2 separate regions of the Homo sapiens genome follow, and region 1 is linked to region 2. Evidence: read pairs that join two places in POLR2A ChIA-PET (ENCODE). Cell type or tissue: MCF 10A. All regions are shown on one strand. Each heading gives the region's core, and the rest is flanking DNA. Links, peaks and the distances in the headings are about the cores only.

The links. ChIA-PET counts read pairs that join two places held together with the same protein. Peaks named below come from ENCODE experiments on the same cell type or tissue, not always from the same donor. Only the 100,000 strongest peaks of a DNase experiment are listed, where the experiment ranks them.
Region 1: POLR2A ChIA-PET joins it to region 2 with 5 read pairs; 2 of 35 experiments call an interaction of 5 or more read pairs at or near these places.

The regions. Positions count from the first base shown.
Region 1 is chr13:37,427,687-37,432,096 of GRCh38, forward strand. The region is part of intron 2 of LOC124903159 (a long non-coding RNA gene); the gene reads left to right. Among named protein-coding and RNA genes, the nearest start is that of LINC01048, 55 kb to the right of the region's middle. In MCF 10A, for the core only: no CTCF peak of the experiment used is centred there; a DNase peak (open chromatin) is centred at 2,505.
Region 2 is chr13:37,490,482-37,494,891 of GRCh38, forward strand. It overlaps LOC124903159 (a long non-coding RNA gene), which reads left to right. Exons shown (of 4, transcript XR_007063761.1): 4 at 1-352. Among named protein-coding and RNA genes, the nearest start is that of LINC01048, 7.9 kb to the left of the region's middle. In MCF 10A, for the core only: no CTCF peak of the experiment used is centred there; no DNase peak of the experiment used is centred there.

The DNA of each region.
Region 1 (4,410 bases), core at 180-4,179, 63 kb before region 2:
ATAAATTCCTAGACACATAGAACCTGCCAAGATGTAATCATGAAGAAATCCAGAATCTGAACAGACCAATAACAAATAATGAGACCGAAGCTGTAATAAAAATGTGATAGTTTCCCTCCTTTCCCTCTCTTTTCACCAGAATTTTCTATAAGCATGGTAGAGTGGTGATCTTAATCATTTATCCCAAAAGTTACAGCCTAGTGAGAGAGGAGCATGCCTAAGTTTGAGGAGAGCTAATCAATCATCCAGCAGTAGATGCAATGCTTGATGAACTCTTTTAAGTGGGGTGTTTAGCTATTGTTACCTGGAAATGTTAAGTGTGGGAGTTCATGTATGTACTGACGTTGAGTAGCCACAAGGTGGGCTGTGACTAGCAATGCAATTGGCTTATTACACACCCACTTAGGGTCTGTGGTACCTACAAATATAAGTGAAAGATAAAAGCTACATTTATCAGATTGCTTTTCAGCTATGGTGTGCTTATGACCTAGGTTTTAGCCAACTGGACATTTTCAGAATGGTGATCATGAGTGAAGAGATGGGATATTCTGTCAAGAATGCTGGCAAGTGGATTTGTTTTTCTTGTAGGGCTTGAATAGTGACAACAGCTTCCTTATCTGGCTACTTTCTAATTACGGAGCAAAGTGTTGACAGCAGCTGCCCTTTTAGCTGGAAAATTTTACCACGTGCTTCTGGGAATTATCAAAAAGTCATTCTTTTACTTCAGTTGTACTAAAGATAAAGGGAACTGTCTCATAATTTTCCTCAGATCAGCTAGAGCACATTCTGTCATCTTTAATAATGCTTATCAATATAGATATTCTTGCCATGTTCATTGAACCAATATTTAGTCTTTAGTATATGCCAGGCAAGACAGACAATAGACAACAAATGTAATCAGTTAAATTATGCAGTATGTTAGAAAGTGTTAAATTATATGGATGTTTTAAAAATGTAGATGAGAGAAAAGAAAAAGGGAAATGCAGAGGGAATAGAAGTGTGGAGAGTTGGCTGTAATTTTTAAATTGAGTGGTCAAAATAACCCTCATGAAATAAATAAGGATTAACGCATTCCAGTAAAAGGAAAGAGCCTGTGCAAAGTCCCTGAGGTGGCCACATGCCATGTGTGCTGGAGAAATAGCAGAGGCGAATGTGAAGTGAGCAAGGGGATGAATTTAGAGAGGTAATGCTACACCACTGGGAGGAATTTGGCCATTTCTCTAGTGTCATTGGGAACCTCTGGAGACTTTTGAGAAGTATGACATTACATTACTTATGTCATAAAAGAATAGATTGTAGTAGGAAAATAATAGAAGCAGAGAACTTGTGAGGAGCTATTGGGTCATCAAAGTGAGATGTGATGGTGGCCTAAACTTAAGTGGAGTTTGTGAGGGGCATTGGGGTTTGGATGTGTTCTGAAGTTTGAGCCAATAGTATTTTCTGAGATCGGATGTATGGTGTGAGAGAGAGGACACAGGTATTATTCTAACAATTTTAGGGCTGGGGAAATTTAAATACAAAATTGGCCTCAGTTATAAGAGGGTGGAGACAGTTTATGACCAATGGCTCTGTCAAGGCAATAGTCATCAGAATATAGATGGCATTTAAAGTCTAGAGTCTGGATGAGGTCAACAAAGGAGGAAGTGATGATGGGGAAGGGTTCAAGAACAAATTGTTGGAAGACTCCAACTTTAACAATGAGAGAAGAGGAGCTAATGCAGGAGACAGAGCAATGATTGAGCAAGTGAGGAGTCCCTAAGAAGGAAGTGAGGACAGTGTACTTACGAAGACAGGGTGAACACCTGTGTCAAGTGCTATGGAAGAAAGATAAAGTTCGAGAATTAACCATTTTACAGATGCTGCTTGACTTACGACGGGGTTATATTCCAATAAATCCATTGTAAGTTGAAACTATTATAAATAAAAAATGCGTTTAATACACCTAATCTACCAGACATTATAGCTTAGCCGAGCTTACCTTAAACATGTTCAGAACACTTACATTAACCTACAACTGGGCAAAATCATTTCATTTAACACAAGGCCTATTTTATAATAAGGTATTGAATATCTCATGTAATTTTGAATACTGTACTGAAAGTGAAAATAAGAATGGTTGTATGGGTATTCAAAGTGCAATTTCTACAGAATGCTTACCACTTTCACACCATCATAAAGTAGAAAACCTCTAAGTTGAACCATCATAAGTTGGGGACCATCTGTATTTGATAACTGAGTAGTCATTAGCAATCTGAGAGGAGCAGTCACAGTAGAGCAGTGGGTTTGAATTGTTTAAGATAACATGCTTGCTGAGGAAATGGTGACTCTAAAAACAGATGAGTCCTCAGGGATGTTTGATGCAAAAAGTCAAAGAAAAATGAGACAGTAACCTACAGGCAAAGGAGATCACTCAGAAGACCAGAGATCAGAGTTGGAAACTACATCGGGGAATAAGTCTTTTGCCTTAGTGATTCAGCAGAGCTTGCTATAAACAGATGAGTAATATAAGCTGTTGAGCAAGGATGGATATGAGAATAGGCAAGATGATCCAAAAAAGCTAAATGGCGCCATGAGACCCAAGACCACATGCAGACAGCAGTGAGCTTAGTGCTTCAACAGACAGAGATTGCAGGAACCATTTTTGAATTGGGTATTATGAAAATCAGATAAAAATTATTTAAGAAATATGAAGCTGTGTAAAATAATTTAAAAAAAGGTGATAGTGAAAAGCTAATGCAACTGAACTCAAAATTTAACTCAGAGCTTCAACCCAGTAGGCAGAGTGTTATAAATCTTTCATTATCCAGTAATGGGAAGGTTAGCAGTTTGTCAACTATATTTATATTTTTATTCTGGCCCTGAGATTAGAGAGAAATTTGTCATGTGGATGTTTTCTTAATGACAAAATTAATAATGTCATTGATAATATTTTTGCAACAATTGGAGGCAGCTTATGTGAAAGTGAAAGGCATAATGTGAGGTCAGGCATAGCCTGTTCCAATTTTGTGGTTTTATGGATATCTGGTTTAATGGAGGACTCAAGTTTGGAGACTTTAGGGGCATACATAGCTGCTATAGTTACCAGGTATTTGGTCATTACTAAAAGCTGAGTAGGGTAATTTGAGATGGGAGTCACTAGTAAAAAGCCAGGACAGGTAAACTAGAGATTCATGTTAGTTGTGCAAATGGCAGAGATGGTATTTTGATGTGAAAATTCCAGACCTGTTTTCTTACCTTAATTAAGGGCTATCCACCTCTTCATGAAGGTGGGCTGGAGGAATGCCTGCAGCCATACAGCACATTTCCCAATAGCAGTGTTCAAGCCTTATCTGTGGTTGAAAAGAGACACCAGTTTTTTACATCTAAATAATATCAAATGCCTCCATCTATCACACAGAAACTCAATATGGTTCTTGTCACACATTCAGTTCTAGTGATGACTATGTACCAATGAGATGAATTGCAAAAGACTCCCCCAAAAAATGTGTTAACATTTGAATGACAGATGATTTTTCTATATAGCTGGCATAATGAATCTGCTGAAAACAACAACAATAACAACAACAAATGTAGTTAGGCATAATTTATAACTCTGGATGTTTTTCCAGACAACAATTAATATTAATGTCTATTATTAGTTGACTACTTACTACATACCACACAAAACATTAAGAGCTTTATAGAGATTATGTAATTAGATCCTCATAACAATTGGAAATAGTTTTATTGTCCATTCGACAGACGATATTAATAAAAACTTGTGTGATGTTTCACAAGTAGCAATCAGAGGCCACGAATTAGAGCACTCAAACTATGGAGCTTATAATCTTAGTCACTAAACTGTCTCACCTACTTACTTGCTCCCTCTACTTCGTAGATGGTCCTGGAAAAAGGAAATTTCAGGTACTAAAGGCATTTTTATCTTCCCATTTGCATGGCAGAAGAACATATGAAGAGCTGGCCTTAGAGTGATAATAAATTAGGTACAGCTTGAAAAAATGGTGTAAGTGTGTAGAGGGAATGGGGTGTGTTATGAGTGTTGTGCGTGGGTGTTGGAGAGAGAAGGAAAAATTAGAGACTACAGTATTTTCCCTGTTTCACTACTTTTTGAAATTGAAACTAGCTCCAAAAGCTAACCTTAAAATATGTGAAACCTATTAAACTGAGAGTTCTTGAGATGGAAGATCTGTTTTTGTTTAATTGTACTATCAATTGGCTATGAAAACATGGCTTTATTATGGTATGGGGAAACCAGGAGTGTAGTAATTATGCAGGTAGCTCTGAAGTCAGATTTCTGGGGGTCAAATCCTAGTTCTGCTGATTTCTTAGCTCCTGTAGGCCTCAATTTTCTCTTTTCTTCTTAGGTCTTAGGATCATGAGGAACAAATGAAGCAATCTATATGAGACATT
Region 2 (4,410 bases), core at 229-4,228:
CTTCTTGTGTTTTTTTCACATATTCCCTGGTGGAATTTTAGTTTTGTATCATGCTTTTCCAAGTTTTTCTCCAGATGTTGTATAGTTTTTTGTTTTTGTTTTTTTTTTTTTTTTTCCCGGAAAAGTTTAGACATCTTGTACACAGACATCAAGATCTAAAAACGGAGGCGCCAGCTCTATTTTACAAAAATATCTGATAGTATCTTATTGAAGAATGTTGGAATCATTCAAGCGACTGCTTCTATCCAGTTTCCACGCTGTCTGAAGATCCTCCTTGAAATCCCATGTAACCTTTAGTATAATGCCCACGTTAAGAAAAGTGGGTCAGTGATTAAAGACATATTGAATCATGTTTCTGGCTTTTTGTGTTTATAAATTATGTATATAATTATAAATATAGTATTTATATAAAAATATAAATGTATACATGTTTATATTTATTATAAATTATTATAAATAATCAGTAAAACATCAGTGGACCAAACATTCTCTGTACAATTAATTACGCAGATAATAGAGTACCTAAGAATCTCTTAAAAAATGAGTGTAACATATGTTTGTTTAGTACACAGTCTGTAGAAGAGAGTTGTTGGTAATGTACTGTGGACTGGGGTCATATTGCCGGTTCCCATGCATTTTCCTTGGAAGATAAAGACAGCGATCAGGTTTCAAGTCATTCAAGACAGAGACACAAGCAAAGGCACAGATATTTGAAGGTAAATAAATAGGCAAATTTGACTAAGGAGGATGCTATGCTAGTATTTGTTATAGTATTAGTGTTAATATAAGGTTAATGCATGTTAGTTAGAAAGAAATAATGCAAAATTAATCTTCTTCCTCTCCCATTTGAACTATATAATTAAATAGTACATTCATCTTAATATTCAGGTAATATTTAACCAACTCAGGTTAGTCATATTAATAAACCTATCACAAGCTGAAAACAAAATCAAGAGAAATCAAAACATTGACTTTTAACTCCAATCTTATAATTACTTTAAAATATTCAAACAGGAGGCTTTGGGAAAGAGAGTGACTTGTATTTAAATGGGCATAGTAAGAGTGAAAGAAACAGAGAGTACTGCTCTGCCCCAGGCACTGTGCCAGTCATCATGCCCACACTAACTAGCTTACCACCTGATTTAGAAGCCGCATTAACCAACATGAATGGGTTCTTACCCTTGGTGCCTACCTTTGCCTTGCCAGGACATGATGGACAGGGCCCTGGGAAGCCTCTGAGAAGAAAGTGAGGACACAACACACAGTTCGCTTTGAAACTATAGACAAGGTGTAGCATATGGCTTTGATTTATTAGTATATGCTTGTAGTCAGTGGCTTCGGGTTTTAGAGAGGACACTTTCGAATGTATTTCTGTGCTGATTCCAAGGTGTTTTCAATTAATGCCCTGAAAAGCTTTCAGTTTCTCATTTACTTGGCTGATGGATGGCTCCTTAGATGTATATTGGCTCTTGAAGGGTTTCTCTGTCTCTGAACAAGGGTGAAATTAAAGAAGCATTTTGTAAAGTGGAACTTTTGCCCTGGCAGGAGGAACCAGACATTTCCACAAATAAACACATGCATCTGTGAATCTGTAAATAGATTGATTATTATTTTTTCTGTCAAGTGATTAAGAGCCTAGGGCTAGTTAATTAGCAGCTAATGAGAGAGAGAGTGTGTGTGTGTGTGTGTGTTCTACTGGTGAAGCTCTCATTGTTAAACTAAAATAGGCCTAAGGGTGTTGATGCAAAAAGAAGGTATGTGCACTGGACTTACAGAAAGAAACAATAATTCTTGGCAAGAAAACAGAAGTCTTGCATCTATGAAAACATTTTGATCAGCTGAGATCAGGCTGATTTTTAGGTTCAAAATACCATCTTCACCCACAAAATCCTAAAAATTTTAGCCAAAAAGGGGTAAGGTTTATGTTTAAGAAAAAAATAGAACTACTTTGTGGATCCTGGTCTGCCAAACCTGGTTCATTTGTTCATTCATTCAACAAATCGTATGGAGTGTCTCTATGCCAGGCACTCTTCCATGCAATAAGGACACTCAGAATAATGAACAAGACTAATAAGAACCTAATTTGTCTTGAAAATTAAATGTAAAATTAAAATGTAAATTAAAATTTACATTTTACAAGAGGATTTTTTATCATCTTTGCTGAAAATTCCCCCAAATATCTCTAAAAAGTAGTGGCAATCTACATTTTCTATTTCTTTTCTTCTTTCAATATTTTTTTCTCTCTCTCTCGCCAATTTTAATGCAATTTGTAAATATATTTAAGAGAGAGAAAGGTGATTTTTAAGTTAAGTACTAATATTGAGGACCTCTGACTTTTTTGCTTAAGACATAATCATCTTTTGTCGTGGGAAGAAGCACCACATTCCTGTGGTCTTGGTTGACTGCTGAAATGCTTTCACAGGTTTGGTGGTGTCCAGCATTGAGAGCTAGTGCTCCTTTTTTGGTCTGCATTACTTATCTCCCTGGGCAATCTTGTAGAGGCCATAACTTCTGTCTCCTTAAATAGGCTGCTGGGTCCAAACTCAATTTCCAGTCTGGAATTCCCCTTCCCATAGCCACGAAGTGTTTCTAAATCTTTCCCAAACACTGGGAGAACTCAAAGATAGAGGCAAATGTTGGCTCTACATCATAGTATCTGTTGTCTTACAATTAAATATCCAATGCCTACAATTTTTCTTCATAGTATTTACATTGGGTTAGACCATAGTTTAAATTTATCATCAGAGACTTTGTATTTTTCTTTGTACTTGAAGTAGTGTTTATGCTGCTCAAGTCATGGGGAAAAATTATTAAAACAGGTTGGATGCTGCTCAAGCCAAGAATGAGTTGTAAATTAGAGGCAATATGATGTCATAGTTAAGATCATGGCTCAGGGGCCGTGCTGCCTTGGTTTAAATCCCAGCTGACTTTGGACACACAATTTGCTCCTCTATCAATGAGAGTAATACCATCCCCTTCACAGAATTGTTGTGAAGGTTAAATTAGCTGTTACATGTGAAGCACATAGAACATTGCTTGGCATATAGAAAGCCCTATATTACTTTCATTATTAGGAGTAAGATTATAGTCAGGGATAGGGGAAGGTCATTGCTAAATTAAGAAGATAAAAGTTTAAGCCATGACAGAATAGGTTAAAGTTTGGAACTGACTTGTATGTTACCTGTGACTGCATTGGGCAATTAAAAAAAATTTAGTATGACACCAAATAGAAAACTAACTTTCATTAATAATATGATCTCATAAAAATAAGTGGAATAGTGAATGAGCATGTTGAACTAGGAATTACATAACTGATAATTCAAATTTGCTCTTCTGTCAACTGCCTTTCATATCCTTGGGGAAGTTTCATTTCATGTTATCTTTTTCTCATTGGTTTATAGGATTTCTTGTGTACTTGGCTTATTAGGGGAAAGTCTCCACTTCTCTGGTTTCATTTTTCCATGCAGTGAATTGTCCCCAGAGTTGACGCTCTTGGTCTCTTGCCCACCTCTTATTCCTTTCTCCAAATGAATTATTTCACTGTTAAGATTAGGAGTATCTGAGCATGTCCTGTGCGGCTCTTTCTGAGCTACTCTTTTCTTGGAAACAGGAAGAATACAGGACAAGCGCATAGGTCTGCTCTGTGCCATGGAGCAAGGACCCTGCCCTTGTAGGAGAGACCCATATTTGTCCAGCTGTGTCAGTATCATATGGCTAATTCTAATAAAAGATGAAATATTAAGAAACTCACTTGATTTCAGATGCAAACCATGTATTTTTTTTCTTTTGCCAATTAGGGTCCTGGCAGGAAAGAGATGTCCACTCAAATCAGCTCTCTTAGGGCAGCTTAATAGGAGGACCATTTATAAAGATATGGACAGGTTAGAAAAACCAACGAGGGAGGGTAGGAGCTATGAGTGCCTGCTAGGAGCTAGGTAGAAGACAGGGGACACAGTCTTAACTGTTATGCTAACTTCACTGGGTGATGCCAGTGTGGATATATTCCAGAACACTCCAACCTGAGATCTGAAATGCTACATATCCTTGATGTTTAGCATATGGATTAGCAGGGGAAGAAAGGAAGAGAAAAAAAATCCAATGGTTAAATTGTAGAACACAGAGTTGTTCTATACCTGCTTCTACAGTTCTCTGTGAGATCTGAATTGAGACTTACACTTCCTTCTTCCATCACCATGTTCCCCTTAATGTCTGTCAACACCTTGGCTGTTCGGAGTTATTTACCTAACGTTGTGCACCAAAACTTCATTTATGTCAGATTTCAGTGCTTACTGATCCTCTCTTCCTTGTGTTGTCTCCGTTTTTCTTTGATTATGACTACTGATGAAGGAAGTACTAAGGGGTGCCAAGCAAATTCCCTGGGTTTCTGATACAGTCTTTTATTTTGCCTCC